Linked DNA regions of Mus musculus: region 2 is linked to region 1. The links are chromatin loops, found by intact Hi-C in ENCODE. Cell type or tissue: heart. All regions are shown on one strand. Links, peaks and the distances in the headings refer to the core of each region. The heading gives the core; the rest is flanking DNA. Region 1 overlaps Cul4a (cullin 4A). Region 2 overlaps Dcun1d2 (DCN1, defective in cullin neddylation 1, domain containing 2 (S. cerevisiae)).

What was found. Hi-C counts contacts between places; a loop is a spot of excess contacts. Peaks named below come from ENCODE experiments on the same cell type or tissue, not always from the same donor. Only the 100,000 strongest peaks of a DNase experiment are listed, where the experiment ranks them.
Region 2: a loop joins it to region 1, with 2.2 times the contacts of the local background. A loop is called at or near these places in 6 of 42 quality-filtered maps.

Annotation. Positions count from the first base shown.
Region 1 is chr8:13,114,189-13,129,915 of GRCm38, forward strand. It overlaps Cul4a (cullin 4A), which reads left to right. Exons shown (of 20, transcript NM_146207.3): 3 at 1,282-1,385; 4 at 7,489-7,558; 5 at 8,619-8,692; 6 at 9,279-9,441; 7 at 9,682-9,771; 8 at 10,603-10,685; 9 at 13,522-13,589. Among named protein-coding and RNA genes, the nearest start is that of Mir7065, 14 kb to the right of the region's middle. In heart, for the core only: no CTCF peak of the experiment used is centred there; no DNase peak of the experiment used is centred there; H3K27ac peaks cover 742 bases.
Region 2 is chr8:13,255,912-13,271,638 of GRCm38, forward strand. Dcun1d2 (DCN1, defective in cullin neddylation 1, domain containing 2 (S. cerevisiae)) reads right to left here. Exons shown (of 7, transcript NM_001024504.2): 4 at 15,679-15,727; 5 at 5,474-5,556; 6 at 3,036-3,132; 7 at 52-2,065. The coding sequence ends at 1,986. Among named protein-coding and RNA genes, the nearest start is that of Adprhl1, 9.6 kb to the left of the region's middle. In heart, for the core only: no CTCF peak of the experiment used is centred there; no DNase peak of the experiment used is centred there.

The DNA of each region.
Region 1 (15,727 bases), core at 4,266-12,265:
CTATATAGCAAGTTCCAGACAGCCACAGCTGCATAGTGAGACTCTGTCTCAAGAAGAACAAAGAGAAAAATGTTCCTTTCAAATGACTATTTTGTGAAGGACAGTATACCATACACACAAACTGGATATTACAAAAAGAAGATGGGGCTGGAGAGATAGCTCAGTGGTTAAGAGCACCAACTGCTCATCCGAAGGTCCTGAGTTCAAATCCCAGCAACCACGTGGTGGCTCACAACCATCCGTAATGAGATCCGATACCCTCTTCTGGTGCGTCTGAAGACAACTACAGTGTACTTAGATATAATAATAAATAAATCTTTTTTAAAAAAAGAAAAGAAACAGGCTGAAAAGAAAAAGAAGAAGTGCACAGTCATATAAATGTAAGTGTGGACTGACTCGGGATGAGCTGCTGGGGAGAACTGACGTAGAAGACATGAAGGTGCTTTAAGGAAAAGGAGTTGAGGAAAGTTTCTCTGTTCTCTGTCCTCGGTAGAGAACATTTTTGTTTACATCTCACACTTGAATGAGATTCTGACATGTGTACGAGATTTGAAAGGGGTTTAATTATGACTGGTGAGACTATATTCTTTCAATGGGTAGAAATATTTGATTTTTTTTTCTGTAGGCTGTTTAAAGTTGCTTTTTTCGCTGGATGGTGGTGGTGCTCACCTTTAATCCCGGCACTTGGGAAGCAGAGGTAGGCAGATCTCTGAGTTCGAGGCTAGCCTGGTCTACAGAGTGAGAGAGTTCCAGGACAGCCAGGAAGGACTACACGGAGAAATCCTGTCTCAAAAAGCAAACAAAAGTTGCCTTTTCTTCATCAAAATCAAGAAAAAATAAGTGAATTCTACAACAGTCAGTAAATAAACAGGGATCAGCATAGCCTGGTCTGTGTCACTCAGGACTCACAGGTCTTCCACCCACACAGCTGGAGTCCGCTATGCCTGAGCAAGGGCTCTGTTCCCTCCTGTCACTGCCCAGGTTCACATCAGAAAATGGCCACGTGATCCAAACCTACTGTAGAGTCCTGGTACTGTTGAGCAGCCTGATTGGAAAACAGCTGAGTTAGAGCAAAGCTGGAGATTTTAGGTGCAGCCCCCCGCCCCCCAAGGAATAGTGGGTGCAGCGTACCATCAATCTGAGCCCCTCACTGTTGGCCGCTGCTGTCAGTGTGGGCAGCACAAGCACTGAGCGCCTGTATGGGCTGCATGGTAGGTAACTGCAGGGCTTTGCAAGAGCTTTGACACTCTGCTGAACAACCACCTTTTCCCTTTGTTGTAGGCTGTTGAAAATCTTTGTTCTCACAAAGTCTCCCCAACGCTCTACAAGCAGCTGCGCCAGGTCTGTGAAGACCATGTCCAGGCCCAGATCCTCCCATTCAGAGAATATCCTTTCTTTGTTTTGCTTTTTTTTTTGCTTTATGGTGTTTCTGTTTACTACACAAGTCTTTTTAAAATGGGATGAAGAACTAATGACTATCCTTAAGATAAAATAATAGGTTTTAAGTCTTTTTTATAGAACAAATAGCCTTTTTGTTTCATAATTCATTATAATAGTTGTTTAGTGAAATTTGTAACATTTAAGTTGCTGATATGAGTGAGGTTAGACAGCCTCCAGGTACTACATCTGGTTGGAACACTCAGGGGAGTGTTTGAAAATATATTAAGTTTAAGTTCTGTCCTTTAGTAAGAGTCATCTTATTTATTTTCTATGATATGTGACAAATCCCCACAAATATGGATGTCATACCCAGCTTATTTTCTTGGGGTGTATCTGTCAGGAATCAGGGTACAGCCCAGTAGTTTCTCTGCTCAGGGTCTCGTAGGCCCAAGTCAGTGTGTCAGGGAGGCTGTCTCATCTAAGGTGGGTCTTTCCTGGCTCCCACAGGTGGGAAACTGTAGAAACAAGGTCCCGACTTACCATCTGGCCATAGTGGTCCTGGCTTAACCCTGAGGACTGTGCTCAGGGCCTTGCTGCATCCAGTTTCTCCCGGTGGATTGTGAACTACTCTGGGCAGGCAGGAGAACCTGCCTGTCTGGCCTGAGACTGTACCTTCAGGGACAGAACCAGACAAAGGATGGCTGGCTATAGTGTTCCAATAAGAAGGGAATTAGTCCAGAAAGAACCCAGATGCCCCTCAACAAAGGAATGGATACAAAAAATGTGGTACATTTACACAATGGAGTACTACTCAGCTATTAAAAGGAATGAATTTATGAAATTCCTAGGCAAATGGTTGGACCTGGAGGGCATCATCCTGAGTGAGGTAACTCAATCACAAAAGAACTCAAATAATATGTACTCACTGATAAGTGGATATTAGCCCAGAAACTTAGTATACCCGAGATATAAGATACAATTTGCAAAACACACGAAACTGAAGAAGAACAGAAGACCAAAGTGTGGATACTTTGCCCCTTCTTAGAATTGGAAACAATCACCCATGGAAGGAGTTACAGAGACAAAGTTTGGAGCTGAGACAAAAGGATGGACCATCTAGAGACTGCCATATCCAGGGATCCATCCCATAATTAGCCTCCAAACGATGACACCATTGCATACACTAGCAAGCGCTTGCTGAAAGGACCCTGATATAACTGTCTCTTGTGAGACTAGGCCGGGGTCTAGCAAACACATAAGTGGATGCTCACAGTCAGCTATTGGATGGATCACAGGACCCCCAATGGAGGAGCTAGAGAAAGTATCCAAGGAGCTAAAGGGATCTGCAACCCTATAGGTGCAACAACATTATGAACTAACCAGTACCCCAAAGCTCTTGACTCTAGCTGCATATGTGTCAAAAGATGGCCTAGTCGGCCATCACTGGAAAGAGAGGCCCATTGGACTTGCAAACTTTATATGCCCCAGTACAGGGGAACGCCAGGGCCAAAAAGGGGGAGTGGGTGGGTAGGGGAGTGGGGGGGGAGGGTATGGGGGACTTTTGGGATAGCATTGGAAATGTAGTTGAGAAAAATACGTAATAAAAAATATTTTTTTTTTTAAAAAAGGGAATTAGTCTGGCAAGTACTGTAGGCAGGGCTGGGCAGAGGCCATCTTGGGTTTGCTGCCATGCCATCTGTGACTCATGCCCACAAGGACATCAGTCTGACCTGGCCTCAGGCCAGTTTAAGGGCACAAACTCTGTTGTGTATAAAAACCCATGTTGACTTCTTTGGATGCATATATTCATGTCTAAAACAAATCCCAGAGCCCTCGTATCAAGATTTTCTCCTGATTGAGGAAATCTCTGTTTTTCCCTCCTGTGGAAACTTGGTCCTTGCATCTGTGCAGACCTTGTTAATTCAGAGTGCCTAGTAATGTTGCTGGACACAGCCTCTGTGGTCGTGGTGAGAGACCTGCACAGAGCCTGTGTGCCTGCTTCCCACAGCGGGTTGTCAGGCCATCCTGAGTTCTGCTACATGGCTTCAATCAGGATGAACTAAAGACTGCAAGATTATACAAGATGATGGTGATGGGATCCCTGGAGGACCTGCTGGCATGTATCTTCCCTCAGGAGGTAGCTGTGAAGCATACGGAGCCTCTGCCCCATTCAGAGCACAGGAGGAGCCTGAGCCTGGGCCGGCCAGGGACACGGGCACCCAGCACGGTTTTGCTGCAAATGGCTTTCTGATTACCTGCTTTAATCACCCGCCTGCCAGTTAATCCCACTCTGGGGGTTGACCTATGCGTTCCCACATTCAGCAAGCCTTTGTTCCCTACCCAGTGTCTTAGTCCCTGGATTATAGAAAAGTGGCTGTGCCTGATTTCCTTCTTCCAAGGAATCATAGCCCTAGGACAGAGCCATAGATTTCTTGATAAGAAAGCAGGATTTTAAAAATTATGACTTGTTTTACAGGAGGGAAATAGCACTAATACATTGTATGTTATAAGTGACAGACACATGCAACTCACAGCAGCAGAACAGAAATCAGGTAGAGCCCCCACAGTGGCGGGGTCAGGGGGAGTCGGGGATACCAGTGGACTATGCCCTGAAGAACAATGGGGTGTAAGCAGACAGTGAGCATGACTGAGTGCCAAGTGTGTTGCTGAGAACTGCAGATCACAGACTGCACTGCATTCTGGATATGTTACAGGAAGTTGTACAAGCCACTGAGATTACTTATAGTTTCTAAGCTAAAGCTCAATACAATTGTCATGTAAAGATCACAGCATGATAGGACAGCCTGGCCAGTATGCAGCCTGGAACCATCACCAGCCAACACGTTTCCAAGAGCTGTTATGTGCTGCCTGGCATCACACTAGGTCCTGAGAGAAAGCACTGTGAGCAACTCAGGTGTTTGTGTAACAGACCATGGCCACCTCAGGACATAAGGAGGAATAACCCATCTGCCTGAGGAGGGAAATGCTGAGGGGACAGGAGGCCCAGCGAGGAGACAGCCCATGTAGGTACACGGCAGGCAGAGAAGAGCCCACTGGCAAGAAGCAGCAATTGCTGCTGCAGGCTTCCAGAAAAGGAAAGCTCACTTTTGACCTGCAGTGAGACTGGCCCGTGCTGTGCTGAGGGCCAGGCACTGCACAGTTTTGGCTCAGTGGATGTATTGACTAATGGGGAGAATGGTAACTAAATAGTCCTAAAAAGAACAGTGTTGTATAGGGTGATTTTTTTCAGCTTTACTCTTCTATTCTGTTTCCAGCAAGAGTATTAAGATGCTGAAGCCAAGCAAGCAGAGATTACACTTCTGCTTTCCTTTAAGAGGGCTTTGTGATTGGGAATTTTTTTCTAGTCTATCATTAGCATTCTTGCTATTGGGTGTTAATTGTATCATGAAAGGTGTACTTCACTTCCATGGATGGTGTGAGTTCTTTGCAGGGATCAACCCTTCTCCAAAATGAGACAAGAATGCTTACCAGGAAGCTGCCTCAGCAGAAGCCACAACAGACCCTTTTGACACGTGTGTATCTCACTGCCTAGAATTACTCATCTGTGCCACCGTGGTGACACCTTAAGCCTTGCATCCTAGAACTGACTGAATTGTAGCAGGCTGAGCAGGATCTCGATCAACATAGTACTCTGTGGAAATGCTTTGACTCTTTATACGGTTTTCCATGGAAAATAGCAGAAAATGGTTGACCTGCATTACTTAACAGAACTCTTTCATTACAGAACTTTGACATTGGACCCTTGCATCTTAGAGTTACTAGGCCAGGTACAACTTGCCTGTGGTTATTGATGACACCTGAGCTGCCTGGTAGCATCAGATAGACTAGTGTCAGTTTAACTCCATCTTAAGCTTAAAGGCTCATGCAAATTCACTGCCACACAGCATGCTGGCCAATGTGAGCGTATTAGGAACTTCATTGTCGGGCCAGAGGCATCTCTCACCCTGCTAAATCAAATGTCCTGTGGCCAACCTGTGTCTTGCTTTGCCCAGCTTTTTGTGTAGGTTTCTCATAGTGGTCTGGCATATTTTACCATTATAGAAGCATTCCCCAAGAGTAATATGCTAGCCACTGAACTAACAGTGTAAATGTGTGAATGTGCTTCCTCGGACTTAGGAGGGGAAAACTAGACCTCTTTGAGCCACCGTGGCTATGGCCACCTGCACAGATGTACCTGTCCCTCTACCGTCTCCCTGAACATTGTCTTCCCTTCCTGAGGGTGGGCCAGCACCATGTGCCCCCACCAGCTGCCTGTGACTCACGGAAGAGCTGCTGCTTCTCTGACCTGGCTGTGGCACACTTGGCAAGCTTCTCCTCTGTCTGGGTGTGCTGCTTCCTCATGTGAGCTGAGTGTGCCGGCCCTGCGTGCTTGCACTCGCATGTGAGCTGAGTGTGCTGACCCTCTGCACTTGGACTCATTGACATGGATGGGACATGTGCTGCTGAGTGGCAGACAGGACATCTGGCACTTTCCACCTACAGGGACTGCGTTCTCTGTGTTAGGAAGCTTGAAGATCAAATGAAAATGGGCAAAAAAAAACCTTTGTCTAAAAACCCACATTCTGGCATCTTTGTTTTCAAACTGTGCTTTACAGTTTTAGAAAAGTGTTAGGAGCTGGAGTGGAAGCTTGTTGGTGAGAGCACTTGACCCAAGGCCAAGTCCCAGGACCTGTATCAGGCAGGTGACTTAAGCTCCATGTGTGATGGGACACCTGGCATCACACAAGTAAACAAGTCATTTGAAAGAATCCTAAACATTTAAAAAATAATGGCTCAGCAGTCAGGGGCACTTGCTGCTCTTCCAGAGGACTGGGATCTGGTTCCCATAACCCACATGGTAGCTCACAACCATCCATAACTCCAGTTCCAGGGGATCCGATGCCCTTTCTGCTCTCCTTGGGCACTGTACATATGTGTATATACACACGAGCGCGCGCGCACACACACACATACAATAGAATGTCCTAATAACAAGGTTCAGGCCAGCAGAGTATATGGCGAGACTCTGGCTTAAAAAAATGTTTTTTGAGTCTTTACTAAACCTCATACACTGGCACATGCTTGTAGTATCATCTCTGGGGATACTGAGGCAGAAGGATCTCAGGCTCCTCATAGTCTCTATGTTAAGATCCTGACTCAAAAACAAACAAGCACAGTGTGGTGGCTGATACCTAAAATCCCAACACGTGGGACACTGGGAAGGAGGAAAGCTGGGTTTAAGGCCAGTCTTGGGCAGAGTGACACTGTCCCAAAAGTATACACACAAAATCCCAAACACAGAGAAGTACACTTTGAGTCTAGGTGGTGCACAGTCTGGTCATAGATGCAACCTTGTGTTTAGCGTTTTAAGTTTTTACTGGGGAAGCCTCTATCACTCTTGAGCTGCCAGCTCCCTGCTGTTATCATTCAATACACACTTTTTTACTGTTGGACATCCTGGTCCCATCAGTCACCAGCTGTAGAAGGTCCTTTGTAGAGTTATGTTCAGTCCTGGCCCTCAGTGGGGTGCAGTCCTGCCCCCCCTCCCCATTAAGCACTTGTGCCTGGTTATCTCTGTAAGCTGGCAGGAACAGAAAGCAGTCCTACAGAGAGGAGAGAATGGAAGTCAAAGCAATAAGGCGCAGATCCCAGGGGGCTGGATGTGTCAGGTAGCTTACTACAGATAGGGAGTGAGGCCAGTGGACAGAGACAAAGAATTCACACTCCTCGCTTGGGAGCTGCAGGTCTCTGTTGGTATATTTGTAAAAAAAAAAAAAAAAAAAAAAAAAAAAAGCCATGGGTGTTTGTTTTTCACAACCTGGAGACGAAGTCCCGAGACCCATGTGCTAGTTCTCTCCATCTGGTAAGAGCTTCCTGCTTTGTGGGTAGATGAGGCAGCTCTCTGCGGTGTCGTATATACCCACTGGCCCTGTTGCCTTAGGATTAGGTCTCCACTGTGGATTTAGGATACAGAAGTGTTGAGACTATAGTGTGGTCATATTCTCACTGTTTGTAGAGGGACATCTAGCAGGGAGGGTATTGGTCAGAGTGAAAGTTGGAAAACTGGGATGGACTATTGTGTTTGAAGCTTCCTTAGCAGGTCTGCACAGACTCACTAGACAGCGTTTTATTTCTAAAGAAGATTAACACATGCTGGCAAGATCACTGCAGACAAATGGTAAGTGTAACCTTCATCAGCCTTGACGCTCTGTCAGTGCTGCCTGAGTTAGCTCACTCACACCTGCTCACTTGTACAAGCCTCTGCTCTAGACAGAATGAAGGTGAGCTCTTCACAGCCGCCTTTCCACCAACTTGAAGCCTGAGCTCAGGGACCCTTCACCACGTTAAGCAGTAGAATGGAGTGGGGAGGTGGGCTGCTCAGCCTCTTCTAGGAGGAGGTGCTGCCTGCAGGTCAGCAGTCACTGTGTGCTCATCAAAGACTCCTCCAAGTCCTCAGAGGAGGCTTCCAGTGTCTAATGGAAACGTTGGCCTGAATTCCAGCTCCTTGACTTGACACATGGGTTTCAGTGTGGCCCAGCTGTTGATGACCTATGAGAGAAGATAGTCTATGTGGCTTCTTCAAGTAGACTGAACGCTTATTTTCTAAAGATGAGCATTCTGAGCTCATGGATATAAAAAACAAGAATGTCCACTTGGGAAGGTATTTCAAACGTCAGCAGGTCTCACCAAAAAGTGGAGGCAGTTCCAGCTGGTGAACACATGGCTTCAGCAGCAAAGGAGAGGACAGTTGACTGCCTGCCCTGGAGCCCAAGAGCCTCAGGGCAGTGCAGCAGGCTATCTAACTGTTGGAAAACTTAAGCCAGGGATAGAGGTTATATACCCACCTGCAGTCACCACATTTAGGAAGTAGAAATAAAGAAAATAAAAAGTTTAATGCTATGAGACCCCCATCTCAGAAAACCAAGAATGAAAGATTAGACAGACATGCACAAGCTTCATTTTGTCATCAGTTGGGTGATAATCAAATTTCAGATTTCCTTGAGGCTGAGTGCTTTAAAACCCTTGTAGTCTGGGCTGTTGCATTGAATGGAAAATACCAGAAGAAAAAGCTAAGTTTGTAAAAATGAAGGTCTTGGTATATGCGGGGTTCCATCAGGAATGATTGACACTTTGAAGGCAGCTAATGTAAGATGGCCTAAGAAGTCTCTGTTCTCAGTGGTGTGTGTGTGTGTGTGTGAGGGAGGGATGTGTGAGTGCTGCTCCTCCCTGTTCTTCAGATCATGATCAGAAGCATCTTCCTGTTTCTGGATCGAACCTACGTCCTCCAGAATTCCATGCTGCCTTCTATCTGGTAAGTCCACCCTGACCCCTGGGCCTCCTGCAGACCTGCAGAGTTCTCTTGTTAGAGCATGGTGTCTTCACGGAATAGACTCCCACGACTCCTGGGCTATATATAGGCTGAGGGAGCAGGGTTAATTTGTGGTCATTTCATATCTGCTTTCTGTGGAAACAGTTACAGCAACAGTGGTTGCTGGAGACAGTATGGGTGCAGGGGTGGGGGGAGGAAGGGATGCAGAAGGGGGCAGAATCAGTGGTGATTCCCATAATCTTGATACCGTTGAGGCTCACGGAAGGAGAATGGTGAAACATAGGCCAAAGATGATAGGCCCAACAATAGCAATTCGATAATTGAGTGCCTGTGTGGCACAAGATATCTCATTATCTCCTTGGGGTAGTGAGCTTGGCCTATCTAGGAATTAACCTCATTTATGGTAGAGGCATAAACATCCTGGACTGGCCCAACAAGCCAGTTGGTAGGAGGACTCTTAAAGATCTGGGTATCACTGGCAAACAGCATTTTGGGGCTGGTGCGTGTAGCACACGTGAAACTCTAGAGGATCAAAGGTAAGCCAAAGCCTGTTGTGCTTCTCCATCAGGGACATGGGCCTAGAGCTGTTTAGGAACCACATCATCAGCGACAGGATGGTGCAGAGTAAGACCATTGATGGGATCCTGCTGCTGATTGGGCGTGAACGAAGTGGAGAGGCTGTGGACAGGAGTCTGCTTCGGAGTTTGCTAAGCATGCTCTCAGATCTCCAGGTGAGGCCTTGGTCTTGAGCATTTGTGCTTGCGCCAAAGTAAAGGCAGGCTTCAGAGCTGTAAGTGGGGACTAGTACCCAGAAGTATGAGTGGACATCCCGATTGTCTAGTCCTTAAGGAGAGTGATGGAGGCCTGTGGTACAGTCTGCACGGAGCTGCAAGAGAAGCGCCTGATAAGAACCAGTGCTTGAAAAGGAAGGTTTCTGTGCTCAAGCTCATCAGGAGCTGCTTGTTTCCTAGGTGTACAAAGACTCATTTGAGCTGAAGTTCTTGGAAGAGACTAACTGTCTATACGCTGCTGAAGGCCAGAGGCTGATGCAGGACAGGGAGGTGAGCTGTGCGGCCGACTGCATTTGGCTGTAACCCACTCCTTGGGCCTGCTGCCCTTTTGTATGTATACATTTGCCAAAGTCTCTGGAGTCTTTGGGAGAGAACTGCTTGCTGTACAAAGGAGTTAATTTCTTTCCCTTAGAAGCTTTCTTTCTTTATTTCCCCTCCCCTAAGTATTTTCTAAAATAGCGATGTTTAAGCAAGCCTATGTCTAATGTCTGAGCCTATGTCTAAGCAAGAAGATAAAGAGCTAATCTTAAAAATCAAACATGTCACTGTGTAAAGCATTGGTGAAGAATGTATGTGAAGAAGCCTAGATAATAACAGCAGTGTCACCTCAGCCCCTCTGAGCAGCTTCTTAGGTCTAGAGTCCAGTCCCAAGGGAGTGATGAGTCCTATGTGGAGCCACCTGCCCCTGCCAAGATGGGCCCAACCCATCAGATCACAGTTTAGCTGCAGCCGTGCTAGCTAAGGTGGCACTGAGGACAAGCGATGGCTGTCTGCAGTTGCCGTGACTGCAGGGGAGGGAGGATGTCACCGCTGACAGATCCGTGTGATCCATGTGTACAGGTTGCTAGTAAGCTTTGGCTGTCTCCCCAGGTACTGATACTAACTCACCCATCGTGGCCCACTGGTATTTGTCCCCCCGCACTTGGTAGTAAGCCGTGAGAGTGGCCTGGGCCCTGCCTGGTTAGAGGGGCTTCTCAGTGGCAGTCTGTTAGCGAGTGAGTGGGTTTGCTTCTCTCTCTCTTTTTCTCTATTTTTTGAGGAAATTTTATGTATAATGTGAGAAGTCTTTGTCATTGATGTGTTAAATGTTTTTTTTGGAAGGTTCCAGAATACCTTAACCATGTGAGCAAACGTCTAGAAGAGGAAGCAGACCGAGTGATCACCTACTTAGACCACAGCACACAGTAAGTAAGCCCTGCACTGACTCCTCAGTCCCCACAGCCACGGCCTGCTGGCCTCACACTGAGGCTATGGCCATGCTTCTGGCTGCACCCAGTACTCTGAGACTCTGCTCCCAACACCGAGCTTTGCTTATAATGTGTGCACTCAGCAGTTACACACTGGATTTCTTACCACGAGCTATCTCAAGAGGACTCAGGAAGGAGAGCGACTCCCTCAGCGCCTGAGTGCTTTGTTTGCCTGATAGAACTTCACTGAGCACCAGGCTCTTGTCTTTCTAGCCTCTTGTTCTTCTAAGGTTTTGTGAGTCCATTTCCTGTGCAGGGTGTGGTGATTCGAGTGTGAGCACAGGTGCCTGAGGGAGGAGCCAGCGGTGTGAGATCCCGAGAGCTAGGGGGCTGGGGTGCAAGAGCAGTGTGCACTCTTTAGCCACTGTCCACCCATGTCTTCATGGCCATGATTCTCATGAAACAGTACACAGTTTTCTCTTTTCATTTGTCTTTTCCTCTAGACTCCAGGTCGATGCAGTGTTTGTGCAAGATGTGTTATGCACTACTGTGAGGAGATGGAGACATGGGGGTGGGGCACAGAGGAGACAGTGAAACTCCCGTCCTTTGGGGTTTGGGGACAAGAGGAAAGAAAGGGTCAGATCCCAGGAGGCATAGCATGCAAGTTCAGGACAGCACCTTTTTTAAAAGAGCATTGTGTTCTCCATTTCCAGAGGGGGCACCATGGGTCCCAGTACAGACCTGTGCTGGGAGAGGCTGGGTTCCACCTGTAAAGAGACTCTCTTCTAAGGATCACTGGTCAGTAAAAAAAACTATAGCCCATGAGCTGAGGCCGAAAATAGGAGCTCAGATACCTGGCAGGAATAGAGACTTCTGGGAAATAAAAACATGGGAGACCCCACCCCCCCGAAAACTGAGAAAACAGATGTTTGAAGACAAGGAGGGAAACCGACCATGCAGCTGAACTCTGGCTGCAATAAAGGGGGTAATAAGTTAAAAGCAAGGCAAAGCTTTGTGGCCTAAGCATTTATTAATAAATAGTCTAAGAGTCATTATTGCTGGGAATTAAGTGAAAAACTAGATTTTATACATGGTGCCAATGTAGAGAATATAATCCAAACCTTTTAATTTCATATTCAGTTATTAGGAGTCAATATTTAAGGGGATTAGATGTTCAGGAATAAAATGGATATTTACATCTGCCTGGTGGAGGCGATGAGTTAAGGGGAGGCCATAGGAGGCTGAGTGTTAGCAGCCAGAGAGGAGCAGAGGCTACACTGACTCCCCAGAAGTGGAGCCTTAGGCCACTCATTTCTGAACTCCATTTCCATGGAGGGTGGGATATAATCCTGCCTTTTGCCATAGGTGCTATGAGGTTTAAATTTGCTAAAAAGTTCCTTGTAAAAAGTTGGTGTACACCTTTAATCTAATGCTCAGGAGGCAGAGAAGCGGGTGAATCTCTGAGTACAAAACTATACTCATCTACGTCGTGAATTTCAGGCCAACCAGGGCTACTTAGGGAGACTCGGATGACGCTGCCTGAGTCCAGTCCCTGGGACCCAAGTAGCAGAAGGAAAGCGTTGAGTCCTGAAGGTTCCTCTGCATCTACACACATGCTGTGGTGTGTGCGCAATGCATCATTTCAAACACTGATACAGGGTACTGAACCCCAGTAGTGTTCCTTATAAACTCTTGAACAAAGACACGCGTACAGTTAATCACTCTCTGTGCTCTTCTGAAAAGAGAAAGTGAGTTAGAATAGAAGAGACAGCCAGGAAGCTGGTGTGGTGGGGCTCGAGGGAAGCCAAGGGAGGTCCGCAAGCCTGTGGGTCTCCATAGTGAGTTCTGTACAGATCCTGTCTCAGAGAGAAGAGTGGCTGGGCTGGGGATGAACCAGGAAGGCCATTTCTGTACCTGTGACTGCAGGGGTCAGCCTCTGTTCTGTGTGGCTCATGAGCCCAGACCTCACAGTGGGCTGTTTCCATGAGCAGAGTCCTTCCCGATAACCATGGGCCTGAGGATGGTCAGGGTGAGGAGTGTCTCAGACCTAGAGTAGCAGATGAGACAATTGCCGGTCCCTCCTGTGATACAGAGGTGAGGATCAGGCTGACAAGCACAGTGGAAGGCAGAGTGTGTGGGGAGACTGTGGGCCATAGTGAAGGAGAGAGGTCAGAGTCTGGATCCCCATGTAGTTGGTAATGTGCCACAGAAAATACTTAAGCCCATAGATCCTAGGCCTGCTAGTACCTCAGCATCCTGCCCGGCAGGCCAGCGTGAGGGTGAACATGGTGCGGAATGCCAGAGTAGGCGCTGATAGGACTGGAGGCTGCACTGCTAGACCGCATCCCTGGGCTCCCGCCACAAGACTCCAGACTGCCCTAGAGTTTACATGTGTGATTCAGGAGGCTTTAGCAAGTGACATCCGGGGCCAAACTGTGACGGGCAGAGGAAAAAGTCAAAACCCAGGGTGCCGTACCCATGTACCTACACCAGCCAGGCAGGCAGACCATTTCCTGTGGACCTGCTGTGTTATTCAGCAGCTTGTGTTTAGAAATGCTGCTGCAAGAGCCAGGCAGATGTTATAATCCCAGCACTAGGGAGTGGAGACAGACCAGCGTGGCCTGTGTATTAAGATCTTGTCTAATGAAAAGAGTAAATTGAATTGAAATCTGGGTTAGAATCATCAGCAAAAGCCATAATTAATAATCAGTGTAATAAAATCTTAGGTTTTAGCCCTCGGTCCAAGTGGCTGTTAGATGCCTGCTGTGTCTTCAACTCTCACCTCAACAGCTAACCAGCCTCTGTACTGACATCATCTGGTTTGCTTTTACAGAAAACCGTTGATTGCCTGTGTGGAGAAACAGCTGTTAGGAGAACATTTGACAGCAATTCTACAGAAAGGTAGGTTTCCCCAATCATGAGTGATTTTACAGTGAGTTTTAACCTTTAACTTGTGAAACCCTGTGAGCATTATATATAACTTCACAAATGGTCAATTGTATAGGACAAACTATTGTGACATGTGTTTATTAAGTATGTTAGCCCTCAAAGGAATTCATAGTTAAATGATACGACTGGGATCAAAGGTGGGCACCACCACACTTGCCTTGTAACTTGCTTGGATTTTGTATTTTTTAACTAAACATTAAAGAACTTTGCTGGCTGGGCACTGGTGGCACACACCTTCAGTCCTAACACTTGGAAGGCAGATGGATCTCTTGAGTTTGAGACCAGCCTGGTCTACAGAGTGAGTTTCAGAACAGCCAGAGCTATTACACAGAGAAACATTATCTTGGCGAAAGCAAACTGTAGGCTGGTGATTTTCAGCCCTGCTTGGCTAAACAACCTTGGAAGGTTTTTCTTTTGTGAAGTAATTGTTCCTCGTAGAGAGTACCATCATATAGAATACATATGTGCAGCATGTCAGTGCATGATACAGTGTGTGCTGATTATAGTTCAGCCATCAGTATCTCCAGTATCAGTGCCTCATGCCATTTCCTCATTTGCCACCTTCAGTCTCCTCTGTTCTAGTTCTTCATAAACTGTACACTAGGTTACCATGAGCATACGTAGAAATCTAGGCTCTTCCCAGAGGGAGATTTAACTGGAGAGAGCTAGGACTTAGATCGGTAGATAGCTCTGGTGTCTTGAGAAGAACTGTGGGAGGAACTCAAGTTTGTCTTTAGAGGGCATTACACCACTTTGTACATAACATTAAAGCCATAGCCCACCCACTTCCTATGCTCTGTACTTGTTGGGTTTTGTGTCCATTGGTTTAGTGGTTTTTTTTTTAATTTTTTATTTATTTATTATATGTAAGTACACTGTAGCTGTCTTCAGACACTCCAGAAGAGAGCGTCAGATCTTGTTACAGATGGTTGTGAGCCACCATGTGGTTGCTGGGATTTGAACTCTGGACCTTCGGAAGAACAGTCTAGTACTCTTACCCACTGAGCCATCTCACCAGCCCCGGTTTAGTGTTTTTTGTTGTATTTTCACAGCGATTGTACACCTCCAGAAATTATAATGAACACAGCCACTCTTTTGTAACACTTGGATACCAATGTAACTTGTTAAAACTTAATTGTTCTTGTCACCATTCACTGTTTAAGGTCGTATGGCTGTGATTGATGGGAACTGTGGCTGTGATGGGAACTGTGGCTCCTCCTTCCTTGTGCTCTGAGTATCTGGAGATTCAGCTCTAAGGCAGTGCCACTCCTGCTAGTGGCTGGGAGACTCTGCTTTGCCAGGCACTCGTGCTGGTCTCTGTGAGACACGTGGAAGCAGGACCACCATACAGTAGCCAAGTAAACCAGGACAGGAGGAAGACTGTGTCAGGCCTCTGCCGCCATGGTCTGCCTTCATGGACAGCAGTCCTGTGAGGCTACCATTCCACTTTGCATGTAGAAGACCAAGGCCACATAGCCGTGCTGCCTAAGCACTGTAGTTTGTGTCCCAGTCTGCATGGATGGGTTTCCCAGTAAACCACACACAAACCTACCCAAGTGCACATTCACACTCAGTGCTCTTTTCATTTAACTAAGAGCAGATGCATTCAGAACTTGGGTTGGGTGCTTTTACAAAGTCAGAATTAGAGGACAGGTGTGATAAGACAGCTGTTAATCCCAGCACCGGACAGAGACAGGTGGATCTCTGTGAATCTGAGGCCAGCCCGATTTGCATAGCAAGTTCTAGGACAGTGAGGACTATATAAAGAAACATTATCTTTTAAAAAAATAAAAATAAGAGACAGTTGGCCAGCAAAGTATCAGGGTTGAGGAAGATGTTTGCTACCAAGCTTGGTAGAATCAAGTTCAGGTCTTAAAAGGAGAGTCATTTCCTACAGTTTATCTTTGACTTCTATGCATGCATTTATACAGATGTAATTTTTTAAAATTTTTCTTTAAGGAGTATATCCTTAGTGGAACATATCCTAAGAATAACAGGATATAAAAATAATCTAAGGCTGGGATAAGCTCAGTGATATGGCGCTCACTTAGCACGGGGTGTATGCAACACAGTCAAAGGTAGAATATGTA
Region 2 (15,727 bases), core at 3,236-11,235, 140 kb after region 1:
TGATGTGCACAGGTAGGTATTTGTGCAACCAAGAATAAAGGACATCACAACACCAGGGAAAATATTTTATTTACTATGTCTGAAGTTTTCAGCATTTCTGTAACATGCACAATTCAAGTGTAAATAAGAGAACAGAAAGCACAATTGTTTAAAAAGCCTTTATCAATTACTGGTATGTCACAGCCTATTGACAATCCCATAGAACTTAACTTATTTATGCTTGTTTGCCTATTTGTTTTACTGTGTGAGTACATGTGTGTGGGGAGTACATGCATTTCATGGCACATGTGTGGAGGTCAGAGGACAACTGGAGAAGTCACTTCTCCCCTCCACCACGTGGCTCGCAGGGACTGAACTCAGGCTGGGCAGCACATGCCTTCACCTGCTCAATCATATCACTGCTCCTTTCCCTGAAGAATGTTAAATCTTAGAAATAAGAATGTATTGCAGACCTTCAAGATTTAGTTCTTTGTATCTATAAACTTCTCTGAACAGAAGTTAACTACAAGTCAGGAACCCACAAAGCCTGGAAGGAAGTTGTTTTCCAGGTTTTCACTAAGTCAGTTTGGTTACGTACGCTCTCAAAGATGTCCCGGTTGTCCCTTGACAGACCTGCGCTGACAGGCCACTAGTGATGTCATCTCACGCACCGAGGGGCTGGCTTTGTGGAGACTGGTTTCCAGTTCTGACCCTCCACCTCCTGTGAGATTCCCGTTCATTAGCAATGTCCACCTCGTAGGGCACGCATGCCTCAGAGCTGCTTCCTACCCCAGGAGCAGGCCCCAGTACCAGGAGCTGCCCTACAGCACATATGGGGCATGCTTTCTGTGTTTAGGCATTGACGAGTCCCCTGTCCTGAAGTGGGCCCAGCATATCTGCCCCACGGCCCTGTAGGCTGGGCAGCAAGGCACGCGTGTGACACCAAGTCTTGGCAAGTGTGAGGTAGGGTCAGCACAGTGATGTTCGAAGCTTGACACCAGATGAGCAGGTAGGATCCAGGCCCTCTATGCCTGTGTGCATGAGTGCACGCTGACCAGAAAAACACTGGAAAAGCAGATGGTGACACGGCACGGTGACACGGCACAGACCCAGGCGCAGACAGGTGAGACAGGGCTTTGGGTGTGGATTCCTTCTGGATGACGTATGTTTGCTTCCAAATGTATATGGCTTTCGAAGGGCTGGACACTGGGCACTGAAAACATCATAGACAGGTGACGGGAACTGGTGCATCTGATTTGTAAATCTAATTCATCACTCAAAAAGAAGTGTTTCTCATGGAAAACGTCCTTTTAAATATAAAATATATTAAAAAAATAAGAAACTTCTCAGGAGGCAGCATCCAGGCCTATAGTGATAACCTCATTAGAAGTGAACTGGCCGACCAGCTTGTCAACAGTTGGATATGAACCTGCTGGACCTATCCTGTGCCAGCCACCCTGTGCAAACTGCAACAGTCTCTTCTAGAGAAAATGAAAGCAAAGCATCTAGTAAATCTAGAGATTTGATAATTCAAAACTATCCATCTTGAATACCAAGATTAAAAGCAGTGGGCTCTCGGGCAAGGCCACCTTCCTGAGGCGTGTGTTTAACAGCTTGGACTTGTGTAAAAGATACGTCATTCTGAGGACACAGGTGCTGCTTTGAAGCATAACTGTAACATGATTCCAGTTTGGAAACGGCTGGTGCTCACCGTAACGTCAGGAGCTGGACAGCAAGCTCTCAGCCCTGCGAACAGGGTCTACGTTGCTTTCTCTAAAGACAAGTCATGCAGGCGGCTTCTAAAGCACTAGGTCTGCCCATGTCCCCGATGTCCCGAGGCGCTTCTGTGTGTCTGCACGTCAGCCACTGCAGCCTTTAAGCAGAGTAAGGGTTTGCTTCATGAGTGGACGAGGAAGACTCTGAGGTCAGCGACAAATGCACACAGCAACCCACGCAGCTGTCTCCTCCAAGACACGCCCATCCTACCCGCCATCCGGCTTTTCCATCTAGAAAGGGCTGCGTCTCCCGCCTGTGACCACTGGCCGTGCGTATTCTACAAAGTCATCTATAAGGACAGGCCATGCTCCTAAAGGGAAACAAACAGATTTTTAAAATAAGTCTCATGCCAGTATTTTTATATTAAAAATATTCTTTCCCCATTCTAACATCTAAAGAAACAAAGGAATCTGAAGCTTATGCAACTTGTGTCTGATCACATGACTCGCTGAGTCACTTCTGTTCCAGGAAATAGGGTGAGTGAGTGGTGGGCTTGATGTCCTCGAGACCACATTCACTGATCATGCCTACATGGTGGCTTCTCAGGCCTCAGCCGATTCATAGGCAGTCAGTCAGACTCTGTAGACTGGGAAGGAAGCAATGCCCGGGAGCACTAATCCCTAGTCATGGGCACTCTTCCTCTGACTCCTTACCAGAGACCCCAAGTATATCCAGTGCAGAACACCACAGCTCACGGGCTCCTCCGCTGCACCGGCACGTGCTGCCTCTCATGCTAGCTGGCTTCTGGCAGACAGTCATGGCTCCTGAAAACCAGGCTGTCTATATTCAACTATCTCTTCATTTCCACATGCTCTCGTTAGGCACTGGCTATGAGCTGGACATTGAGCGGGGAGGTCACAGAGATGAGGGACAGGATGTGAGACAGATGCTGTCAGTGACAGGTGCTGTCCACAGGCATGAGGGATGAGGGCGTCCTGGACAAAATCCTGGAGCTACACCTAGAGGGGAGAGCAGCCACCTGGACCAGACACCTCTCTTGGGGAGCAGTGCTACTGTGGGAGGATGTCTCTGATGTGAGGTTCTCTGGCATCAGGGAAAACATGTCTAGACTTATGACAGCATGTGCAAGTCATGCTACCCAGGTTTGATGTGGCTACAGGGGCTGACAAGGCAGTAAGCCAGTACACTGCTCTTAACTCCTGTGGGTGGGCAGCCCTTCTGGGTCAGTGTCTGCTCCGCACTCTGGGGCTAGTCAAGTAGCATCCGTAGGGTGTGTGAGCATCTCTGGTAACCCTGTGAAATCCTACAACTTCTAGTACCTTCTTCATCGTAGTTAGACAAATCATCTGCAATCATGTTTCCAAAATCTAGGAGAAGGTTCCAAGTATCCCTTGGAATTGATCTTTTGTGATGCTCCTAATACATAAGAGAAAAACATCCACCAGGTTAAGGTTCAGATCTCAGCTCTCAGATATCACAGTGGGCAGGGCACACTGCGTCAGGAAGCGGTTCTCCTGAACGTAGGGAGGAGCGCAAACGCAAAACCATCACAAGGAAAGGCAACGGACGTCCATCAACGGTACGTGCTAGGTGCCATCTGTCCAAATGAGGAAGACTGAAGGATCTAGAAACATTTTACACTGACAACTGTACATTCCTGCTTTGGTCACACAGAAGGCCAGTCTCTAAATGTCTTCACCCTCCCCCCACATCCTCAAAACTGTTAGGAGGAAAGGACGCGGGACAATATGGAGTTCTAGTTCTCCTTGTCTTATTTCCTCAGCTATACTTCCACAAGTCAAGTGTTTCTTGAGTGGGATAGTTGTTTAAAAATAATCTCTGTTTCTTAATATTCTACTTGTATCAAAAACATAGACTAATACAGCACCCTTACCACAGAGAGGCAAGTTCTGGGGTGAAGCTGGGCCCCCAGGGCTCCCTCTCAGCTGGTTCTCCCCTGATGGCCTGCAGAGTACTCGTCAACTCAAACTTAGTACTGTCACACCAGCCTCTACATGCCAATGCACACGTGTAATTGTGCAATGAACAGCTGCTAAGCCTGCTACATGTGTGCATGCTACCTTAACACTCTTTTCACATTTCTCTTTTTCTGTGCAGGTGTATAGGTCAGGGACCACCTGCTGTGGAGGTTCTCTCCTTCCACTGTGCAGGATCTGGGGATTAAAGTATGGTTATCAGACTTCGTGGCAGATACCCTTATCTGCTGAGCCATCTTGCCAGCCCTTGTCTTAAATATTTCTTTCTTTCATTTTTTGGAGGCCTACTTATTGACTTTATTCTTGAAAAACTTCATATAGTATATTAAAATACCACTAGATTGTCAGTGGTCTCTAGAGTCTGTCCTCCCCTGCCAACATTCAGTTTGAGAAGTACCCAGCTGACATCGATCTGACTGCCCTGCTCTGTCCTCTGTCCTCTTAGGCAAACAGTGGCATTCTGCTGTGTCCATGATGTGGCGGGTGGGTGACTCCTTCTGATTTCTAGACCTGTGGCCGCGGAGCTCTCTGGAGAACATCTCTAGTTTGGTATTACCCGAGATGAGAACCTGGTGAAACAGGCCAGTAACCCTGGCTACTTACTAGGCTAGGCAGGAAGATCCCACGTTCAAGACCTACGTAAGCTGAGCAAGTCAAACAAAAAGTGAGCTGGGCTGTAGTTCAGCTGTAGAGCACTTGTTTAGCATGTAGGACGCCATAGGCTCCATCCCTGGTCACACAATGAGTGAAGGAGGAACTGGGTACTGGGTTATCAGCCACTGAATGTCCCAGAAGTAACATGGCACGTGATGGGATGAGCCCCTGGACACGAAGCCCTTCTCAAGGCCACCGAGATGTGCCTGCCCTCCACATGCTTTGTGAATTCTATCACTAGATCAAACAGAGAGGGGAGTGAAATGCCCAAAGCTACCAGTCTTGCCCATGAGTGCATGCTGGCTGGGGTCACAAATGGAGTGAGACAAGTGTTCCCCACCAGGCCACAGGATGTGCTGTGGGAAGCATGGCCTTCTTTCACTGTCGAGACGGTGTGAAGGTCTGGGTAGCCCTGCTGTCACCAGGGCTGTTGTTTGTGGACCCAAAACTTGTTCTTGCACACTCTACTCACTTCAGAGAGCTCACAGCTAAACTGGCTGTCCCTACAAGACAGGGTCTAGCACAGCCAGTGTGCCTGCCTCAAGGCACCACACAAAAGCCTCCTGTCCTTCTGTATGAGGCAGGATACATTTTAAAATAGTGTCAGATTACACATACATGGTAGCAGGGCACCACTAGACAAGATCCAGTCCACCCTAGAGTCCGGAACGTGCTACAAGTGTGGTTCTGGCATGAAGAACACTGGGTTTGGAAGTCTTCAGAGGAGACAGCAGGATAAGAGCTGCTGAGATTTACAGCTGATGGACAAACTCTGGTGCAGCTCCCATCCACACCTCTGTGCTGTGGCTCTCTGTAAGCAGCGGACCTGTGCAGCCTCCTGCTTGATGCCTGATGCTTCTGTGCTCACACTCTAACCTGATGGCTGTGTTCAGTCTTAGCTATTTACTTACTTACTTTTGTTTTTTGAGACAGAGGCTCACTATGTCACCCTGGCTGGCCTTGAACTCCCAGAGACTTGCCTGCCTTGCCCTCCTGGGTGCTGGGATTAAACGTGTGTACCCCCCACGCAGAGCCTAAATTTTAGCATTTTAAACCAGAAAAGCTTCCTTTTGGTTGGGCACAAAAGGTAAGAAACAGTCACTTACCAGCAGAAATGTGTTCCAAAGATCTAAAAACTTAAACCTTCCAGACAATACTAACTTCCAATATGCAACAGCCATTTCTAAATCTGGCAGAGAGAAATGGGAGGTGAGGGGAGAAGGGGGAGGGGGAGGGTAGAGAGAGAGAAAAGGGGAGGGTGATTAATAAATCCCAGTCTTTTTTTCTTTGGGATAGAAATAATTCCTTGGCCATCCTCCCCAGCAGTCACAGGAGAGCTGATCTCTATACAAGGGTTTCTGGAAATGGCATGGAACCCAATTTCATGAATCTGAAGAAATTTCTTAGGGAGCACTTGTGTATTACTTGGACAGGTAAGTGGTTGTCCCCAACTAACCAGTTTTGGAGACTTGCATTCCTCGTGTATCAGATTTAACTATGTGCCTGATGCAGCTAGGGCTGGCTGTCCTAGAACCATCTGATCCCAAGCAAACTGGACAGCCAGAGGACTCTGAATTTCTCACTGCACAGTGAAGACAAATTTCTACACAGAGAAAACCATTTCCACTACCACAAAGATTTTTAAAAGTTTACGTTGTTTCTCAATCAAAGCCAATATCCTCTTGCTCAACTAGAAAGCAGTGATTTCTTCATTTTAAAACAAATCTGTGCTGTAAGGTATGTGTTTAATGGAAACTGAACTGTGGGTTTCAAGGAGGCACTGGAACAGGATCTCCAGTCAGACCTTTCTGGAACAGCAGTGTATTCTATAGTCTTTGCACATTGTTTAAGTACTTCTTTTTATATGCTAAGGAATAGCATATGAAGACACAGGAAGGCTATCTCTAAGCCTGACCAGTTTCAATCATGATGAATACTGCTCATCACAGGTGATAAAAAGACAGCTATATTGAAACAGTCTCCTAATTATATTTATGCATGTCTGTCAGATAAAGCCATGTGAAACACAGGCTGACAGCTGTATGAAGGGGACAGATTAGTTTAAATACAAAATACACAATGAAGCACTTTTCTAGACTTTCTTCTAAATCTGATTTGATCCCCCTTGGGCAGGTATTATTAATGTAAGTGTTCTACTTTGAGATTTCCAGGCTGATCATCACCAACACTGATAAACTAGATACAAGGGTAGCAACCAACAGTGGATAGGACTCTCTCTAGAGGCTTACAGGGCATGCTGCAGGCCTGAGCCAACTAAGCACACTGGAGCTCACTCAGAAAGGATGGAATCAGAGAGGCCCAAGGGAAGGACTTGCCTGGTGTCACCGATGGGACCCACAGCATAAGGCTGAGATGTTTAGTCTTGTTCTGCTTCTAAGTCTATATCCTTCTCCTTCGGGAAGGACACTAGGTGAGATCTACAGTCAGCTCATCTTCACGGTGTAAAGCACAGTGGGAAACAGGAAGAAAGAGCAATAAAGTCTCACGGCATACTTCATAATCTAGTTGCGTCTGGCTTAGTTCCCGTCCTAGAGCCCTTCTTATAAAGTCCCTTAGCTGAATGTGCAAGAGTTATGTGACTGAAGGTAAACATTCCAACACTTAATATTCCTGTAAAGATGTCATACTATCCAAGTGAGCTCGGCCATTTGGAAAATAATGACTAAAAAATCCCAGACTTGGGACTGAAGTTGGGGCCACAGTTACTTTGGTATGAGGATATTTTAGCATTAATTTCTTTCTAGGAACTTCTAAAAAAAAAAGTCCATTAAGAAAATGCTAGAAGGTAAGGCTAGCGAGAACGTACATGTGTGATGCTCCACAAGACAAGAAGCATCCTCTGTTCAAAAAGAAAAAACAATTAGTATAAAACTTTGTTTCCTTGAAGATTGAGAAACTCAAGCCAGCTGACTTCCCCGTGGCCAGTGTAACAACAAGTAAGTTTGCATTAGAACAAGGAATCAGGCCAGGGTGCAGCTTAGCACTCATATTAGCACCTGTAAAGTTCTGAGGACGGTCCCAGGAGCAGGCACATGTGTGCTCATGCATGCATGTGTGGACATACACACTCATGTCAAGAAAAGTTTAATTACCCCCTTGCTTAAGTGAGCTGTCTGCTGGGCACAGAATAAAGAATGTTACCCCATGAAAACACTGCAGCTGGGTCAATGGCAACGAGACCAGGACTTTGCAGCCAGTGTGGGTAACTTAAGAACCCTGACTCAAAGCCACCAATACTATACACCACAGGATCCTGACGAGCACAGACACAAAACCACAAGGGAAGAAGAGAATGGGGCTCTGATGCCACTCCTCATGACAAGAGGGGCCTCTTCTAGGAAACGCAGAGCCATGCCTGCCTGCCTCTGCTGGTGCCAATTCCTTAGCAGATGAACCACACAACAAGTGTGCTCTGGAAAGACTAAATTGACAGTTCTGCATTTAATTTGCAGTCATAAAGGGATTCATTCTTTTGAAAAGGCCCTCAAAACCTTTCCTTGGATAAAAGAAACAAGCAAAAGAAAAAAGAAAGAAAAAGAAACAAATTCACTAACTTTTTGCTTCCTGGTGTTCTCAGAAATAAAAGACAGCTCTATGTTCTCAGTAAAGAAAACACTAAACTTGTTGTAGCTTTACTTGCCAATTCTACTGTCTGAGGGCATGGAGATCAATAAAATGAAGATTAACTACATCATGCCTGCATCTTAGAGAAGGCTCCTTACCCTTATAGTACACCTCTCAGAAACATTCACAAATACAAAATATATTCCATCATATTTTCCTTTCTCTTTCTTTTTGTTTTGCGATGTTGGTAACCAAAACTATGGTCTTATGTGCGCTAGCCAAGTATACTATAAGCAGATCAGAGCCCTCAGCCTTACGTTTATAAGTTTAAAGTAGGCAATGATTTTAGAGTCTAATTTATAACATCTTCGAAAATACTAGGGAACTAAAATTCATATGGAACACCAACACACTGAGTGTCATGACTATATATGAGTAGCTACCTGCTGTTAAAAAAGCCTGGTGTGGGACACAGAACGACAGTAAAATCTACCCGGCCCAGCTGTTAGCTGCAATGCCCTTAGAGAACACTGTTCACCCAGGCATTGGAAAGGCTGTCCAGTTGAGTCCTTGACCCAAAAGATTCGAAGCTCTAGACAATACTTTGAAACCACTGAATTTTGAGGTGTCTTGTTATGCGTAATAACTTACCCAAGCAGTGTATCTTTGGTAAGCATTAAGAATTTACACTTCTTTCCTTTTTTTTGTTTTGTTTTTTGTTTTTTTGTTTTTTTTTTTTGTTTTTTTTTGGATGCTGGGTCTCACTATGCAGCCCTGGCTGGCCTGGGACTTGATCAGGCTGGCCTCAAACATACAGCAATTGGCTCAGGCCTGCATCAGTGCCAGGATTAAAGGCTCTCGCTGAATCTGCACTTGCTGCTGATCTCAAAGGCACTGAAACTGTCACCGTGCAGGAAACACAACACAGGGGCCTATAAAGAATTCCCAAGACTTCCATACTTTCAAGTTATAAGACATTATAAGACAAATTAAACTCATAAAAGTTAAATGAAATGCTAACTTCCAAAAATATTTCACTTCATTAAATAGAAGGAATCTGCTAAGATTGCATAGTATCAGTAAATGTAAATGGGTTCTTCCATTTTTTGCCTTTTTTTTTTTTTTTTGAGTCAGGATCTTTCTATAAAAGTTTGAGTTATCTCTGACATGCACCAATACACTTGCCTTCCAACAGCTCAGACTCTGCATATTTAAGGCACCATGCTCAGCTTCAAGGATTTATCTTCAAGGAATCTTAATGTCCCACTATTATACTAAGTTCCAAATCAGAAGGAAACAGAAAAACAAAAATAATTCCTAGCACCCACAGAGGCTTTAGGCATCCTTTTCTCAAAACCACTGAACACTAAGGGATTGTTGCTTAAAAACCTGCACTAGACGTAATATTCATCAACTCCTCTAAGAATTAAGCTGCTCAGGAGAAGTGTTACAGCTCCCAGCTGGTGAAGGACAGTGTAGCCCGAGTGCACTGCTCCCATGCAGGGGCCACAGGCAGGGCTTCTGTGCGACTCAGCATGGCCACAGTTGGGCTCAGGAAGAAGAGCAGCTGAGGAAATGAAGCCTGGCCGCACAAGGTGAAGTACAGCAGGCTCAGCAGGCACAGTCCTGCTCCAAACACAGCACATCTTCCTTTAACCAGCCCTTAGCCTCTTTGTCTCTGAGGCACCCTAAAGCCTGAGTGAGTCCAACAGAGTCTTCTGTTAAGTTTCTAGAAAACTCTAGCAATGTGCTTCTGAGAATCTGATAACATTTAATGGGGTGATGAGGGTCTAAATTAAGATAGACTTCAAATGTAACATGTTTTCTCGGAAAGGAGAGAGGGGAGAAGAAGATAAAAAATCAAGAGTTTTAGCTCCCAAAGTAAAAACTCAAGTCATAGAGTAAGGATGATGCAGGCTGGTGCACACCCTCAATCCCAGCGACCTGGAGGCAGAAGCAGGCACATCTGGGTTTGAGGACAGCCAGGGCTACATAGTAAGACTCAGTTGGTGCAGTACAACCAATTTTGGCTTATCCCCGCCTAGCTTACAAATAAATGAGACTCAGACTACGGTTATTTTATGTGGCTTTGATAATCACTGGGGGTCATCTCTCATCGACTCTTCTAGCTGTAGGATTGGCTACCTCCTCAGTGGTGTACCCCAGATACTTGCTGTTTCTCCTGGCTACGTGCTCATAGTTCCTCTCCCCTGTGGCAGCGGCTTCCTTCTCCTCTCTCATTCCTACTCTTTTCCCCTCGCCTTTCCTCCTCCAACCAGGTCACTTCAAACTCACCTACTTCTAATTTCTCCAGTAACTGGCTGTCACCAACTTTATTTAACTAATAGTTTTAAATCAAGGAACAAGGTTTGCACAACAAAAGTTTGTAAAAAGACTGCCTACCCATGTTTATTACTGCACGATTCACAAAAGCAGAGTGACAGCCTAGATATGTCAACAGGTGAAGGAATACAAAGAATGTGGTGCACACAGTCAGTAAGCCATTCCGTGTAAGACACACGGTGCAGGAAGTCATTCCATGTAAGACACACAGTGCAGGAAGTCATTCCGTGTAAGTCACACATGGTGTCAGTAAGTCACTCCTGTAAGTCACACACAGTGTTATAGTAAGTCACTCCTGTAAGTCACACAGTGTCAGTATGTCATTCCGTGTAAGTGTAAGTTACACACAGTGTTATAGTAAGTCATTCCTGTAAGTCACACATGGTGTCAGTATGTCATTCCATGTAACTCACACACAGTAGTAAGCTAAAATCATCATGCAGGGAACCGATGGACCAAGGATCACAGTGAGTGAAGCCAGCATGACACAGAAGGACAGAGTATCACAGTTGCACGCATATGCAAACATCTACTAATTTTTTTAAGAATTGGTCTGGGCATGGTGGCACTTGCCTTTAATCCCAGTACTTGGGCACAGCAGAAGCAGGGAGATCTCTGTGAGTTTGATGTCAGGCTGGTCTACATAGAAAGTTCCAGGCCAGTCAGAGCTACATAGAGAAACACTGATTCCAAATGAAATCATATAAGTTAAATGAGGAGATGGGCCAGTGACTGAAGTGTGAGGACCAGGGTTTGGATTCGCAGAACCCACACGCAAAGCTGGTGGGGCTGGAGAGGTGACTCAGGTTCAGAGCACTGGCTGCTCTTCCAGGGGACTCGAGATCAATTCTTAGCATCCACGTGGCAGGCAGCTCACGACCATCTGTACCCAGTTCCTGGAGATGTGATACCCTCTTCCGCTTTGTGTGCACCAGGCATGCACGTGTGTTGCAACCCGTGTTAGAGGAACACTTAAACAGCTCTAGAACCCATGGGATGTAGCCCACCAGTTAGCTCAGTCATGACGGAGTGCCCCGGAGAGGCAGGAGCTGTGAGGACTGGAGCTGTAAGGAGCTGTGTGGCCCACCAGTTAGCTCAGCCACGATGGGGTGCCTCGGAGAGGCAGGAGCTGTGAGGACTACGTGCCCTGAGGACTTGATGCTGCTGTAGGGTGTTGCTCTGCTGCTGCCCTTGGACCACATCCCTCATCGCCTCTGGGTTGTGTGAAAGCTCTAAGGGGCTTCCAGCCCCTCCCTAGGCAGTACCATTGGCACTCACAGTAGCGCCTGATCTTTTCAATGGGCAGACTAACAATTCACTCACCATCCTTGGAAAGAACTTAAAGATGTAGATTAACAGCAATAACTACCACCCTTAGAAAGAGTCTGGAGAAATAGATTGTTAGTGAAGCTAGGTTAAGATGTTTTTGTTGGTGGCTCTGATGCCAAAAATCTTAGGGAACAATTTGAAGTTTAGAAAGGCACACTCTTAATAGTTGAGCTAAAGAATTTTTGGTGGTAAAAGAACAAAGAAAAATGGCAGCTGGCCAGCAACAGCTGGCGTGCCTCTCTTGCTAAGGCTGGGCTGCTGAGCAAGATGATACTGATTTCCTATGCTCACTGTTGCCCTCCGCTTCCTGATAAGATTTAATACAAAACTGTTAATAAGTAGATGTGTGTTCTGGATTTAAAGTAGAAATGACTGACTGTTTTTATATAAAAGTTTAGATTTGTGATTCTATTAAGATTTTTGAAAGATTACTTTTTAAGATAAATGATAAGGTAATTGATCTCTTCTTTGAAACCACAAATTGTAGCCTGCCAGTAAGAGAAACTGGCTGAGAAAATTACTTTGCTTGCTTACGATTTGTTAATCTATAATAAGTTGCTTAGTTATGAATGTATGTGGGTCCTTGGGAATAATTTTTATACCTGTACTATATAATGTATTTTATGTAAAAGTATTGGGGAACATATTGGTTTTTTGTGATTGTTTACTAAAAGAAAAATAGAATGTAACCATATTGTAATTTTTGTACTGCTTGAAAGATTTTGCTGGGATATACAAGCTGTGGGAGAAAAAATAAAATTGTTGGAGCCTTGCTCCATCTACCCACAAAATGCATATGTGTATAGGTATGCAAAATGGCTGGAGCCTTGTTCCAGCCACCCAATGTGTAAATGTATGAATGTATGTATGTGTATGTGTGAAGCTGCTGGAACTTGTCTTGCTTCATTTACTGTGCGCATGTGTGTGTGTGTATATGTGTGTGTATGTATACATGGGGTGTGTGTGTGCGCGCGCGCATGCTCCCCTGCTTTACACCATCTCCAACCCCACATCCCCTTCTTGGATCACTGAACACACAGCCGGAGCTGGTCTTCGACACACTTGATACGTAGGCACACATAGACAAACATTCATACACATAAAGAACAATTTCTAACAAGTGAAAAGGCTGGGAGGGTACGGCAGCCCACCTATAATCCCACGCAAGGGAGATGGAGAAGGGAAGCCCGGGAGCAAGCTCGCTAGCCAGATTAGCTGGCACTGTGAACTCCAGGATCAGTGACGCCCTGCCTCATTGTGTAAAGTGGACAGTGACCAAGGAAGACACCCGAGGTCAATCTCAGGTATCTACTTACAAACATGTGCACACATGCACGTGCACATAGGCAAGCACACATGTGCACCACATAAAAGACATTAGGAGGGTAGAAGAAGGACTTGGAAGGAAAAGGGGGCCAGTGTGGAAGCTTGAATGGGAATGGCTGCCATAGGCTCATAGAGTTGAGTGCTTAACTAATCAGAGAGTGGAACTGTTTGACGAGATTAGGAGGATTAGGAGGCGTGGCCATGTTGGAAGCAGTGAAGCCCAAGCCAGGCTCAGTCTCTCTCTCTCTGTGCCTGCTGCCTGTGAAATATATAAAACTCTCAAGCTACTTCACCAATACCATGTCTGCCTATGTGGCGCCATGCTCCCCACCATGATGATAAAGGACTAAGATTCTGAAACTGTAAGCAAGTGTCCAGTTAAATGGTCATGGTGTCTTTTCACAGCAATAGACCAGTGACTAAAGACACCCAGTAAGTGGGAAAGGAATGGGGGCAGAGAAGGTCATATTTGGTAAACATGGTTGGTGTATATTATATGCTGAATGAAAATTTCATAACGAAGCCCATTATTTAATACAGTCTATATATTCCAATAAAAGAAACAGCAGCATGAGGCTCTGCTTGTCAAAAAGATATGGAGAAAAGATCAATCACTAACAACTGCTAGTGGTTATTAGAAACAGTTTTAAGCCTCCATTTTTGCTGAAAAGAAAACATCAGGGCTTCCCGGAGATGCAGGTGAGCCTAGATCTGAAGAAAACTTTGGCTGAGTCTTAAGCTGCCCTGCACACACTGAAGGAGCAGCCAGTACCCCATGGTCATATTTAAGAGACTGGAGTCAGCCTGAAAAGCAGTCTGTTGCCTAGAGTGGGCAACTTAAGCTTCAGAAAGGATCACGATCTGTCATGGACTAGCCTTCAGTGTCACGGACTAGCCTTCAGGGTCATGGACTAGCCTTCAGGGTGGTGACCCATGAGCCCACAGAAATATGGGAAGCAAACATGTCCACCCTAAATTAGATCCCACTCTGAGTGCCTGAATGGCAGAGATGACAGAGGGGACCCATGTGCACAGGCTGACGGGACTGTTGCAAGATGCTTGTTGTCACGGCCTTATCCATAACACCCAAATGCACCATTAGAGTGGCTACTGTTCAGGCCCACATTCTGACTCTTTACCAACATCCCTGGCAACAGTCAAATATCTAATGTCACCAGGATCTTGTGGCCAATGCCTGGGTCTGCAGACATATTGCCTCAAGAACCCATGGCCTCCTTACTCTACCAGGAGGGCTTTGCAAGAGCTTTCCAGGGTAGGCACTGCCTGGCCATAGGTGGCCCAGCAGAAGAGCATGTGTCATCGCCAAGGCTGGTCTCTAAGCAGGGCAGACGGGCTGCAGAGACAATGCAGTGCTCACAAGGGTTGATGACTACAAGTCCCAGCGCCCACATGGCAGCTGAGAGCTGTCTGTAACTCCAGGTCCAAGAGGACGTGACACCCTCAACTGGCTTCCTGGGCACAGCACCAATGTGACTCAGATATCCCCGCAGGCAAATCACCCAAACATATGAAACAAACATGCATAACTCTCAAAACAATCGAAAAACAAAAGGGGCAGAATGCAGGAACACTGCCCCCTCCTTCCTTCCCTCAACACACAGGCTTCGCAGGTTTCTTCCTTGTGCACTTAGGCACAAGGACCAGGCCCTGCAGAGACAAGGTCACGGATGTTCGTTCGCCTCATTCACCTCTTGCGGCGCCTGGCCTGACTCGCGGGTGTGGGATGGCAGCACCTGCCTCACTGGTCTCATTTCTTACCTGAATCTCTCTTGGTTTCCGTGCTGGCTGAGACTGCAATCCGCCACCACAGCACATCCCTAACCCTGGCATCTTCTGAATGTGGATCAATACCTGAGTGTTTTCCCAGCAGCTCTCTGACAGGAAGTGATGACATTTCTACCTTTTGAAATGAAATCCCGGTGCATCTATTCAGACAAGTTTCTAAACGCAGCCATGAAGGAAGGTTGGCCTGTCTGGCTCCTGAAGCACTCGGTCTGACTTATGAGGCGCTGTGACTTCAGGGGAGAAGGCCACTACACAGGCAGGCCAGCCTGGAGGAGAGGGAAGCTGAGTCGTGGCCCTGTACACCAACATGAAAACATCCACACAAGAGAAAACAAACAAGAAGCAGAAAGCAACCCTGCAACCCCAAGAGACGGCTGCTTGGCTGCACGAGTCTCTTGACCTGCACCAGGCTGGAGGAGAAGGAAGGGAGATGGCAAAGACCACAGGGGGTGGGGGGTGGGGGTATAGAGTTGATATTATGCTTAGGAAGAAATGAGACAGAAATAAGCCCCACCCCATAAATCAAACCCTCAAGCTGAAACTCTGAGATGTGTACATGTGTAGTCAACCACAAGAGGAATTGCACAGCTCCAAGGAGTTGTGCTGCAGTGCCATGCACAGTGGAGCTGTTCCGAGGCGTAGCTGGAGCAATCACCACGCAGAGAACAAGTCCCAAACATTCACACTGGCAGCTCTGAGCCACAGCATGAAACACAAACTAGCTCCAGGTTGAAGGATTTAAATTTCAAAGCCAAAAGATATGATCAATAGGTGTTTCCAGTTACATGGAGAGAAAGTAGAAGAAACCAAAACGGAGACCACGTCACCACAGCTCTGTGTGCTGGAGCCACACTGATTTTGTCCTGGTAGGACGTGACTCAGGTCTGGCACCCCGAAACTGAAACCGGGAGGTGATACTCACCTAAGCCCTTCTGCCCAGGGTTCTTAGCGAAGGTGAAGGTAAACTGGTA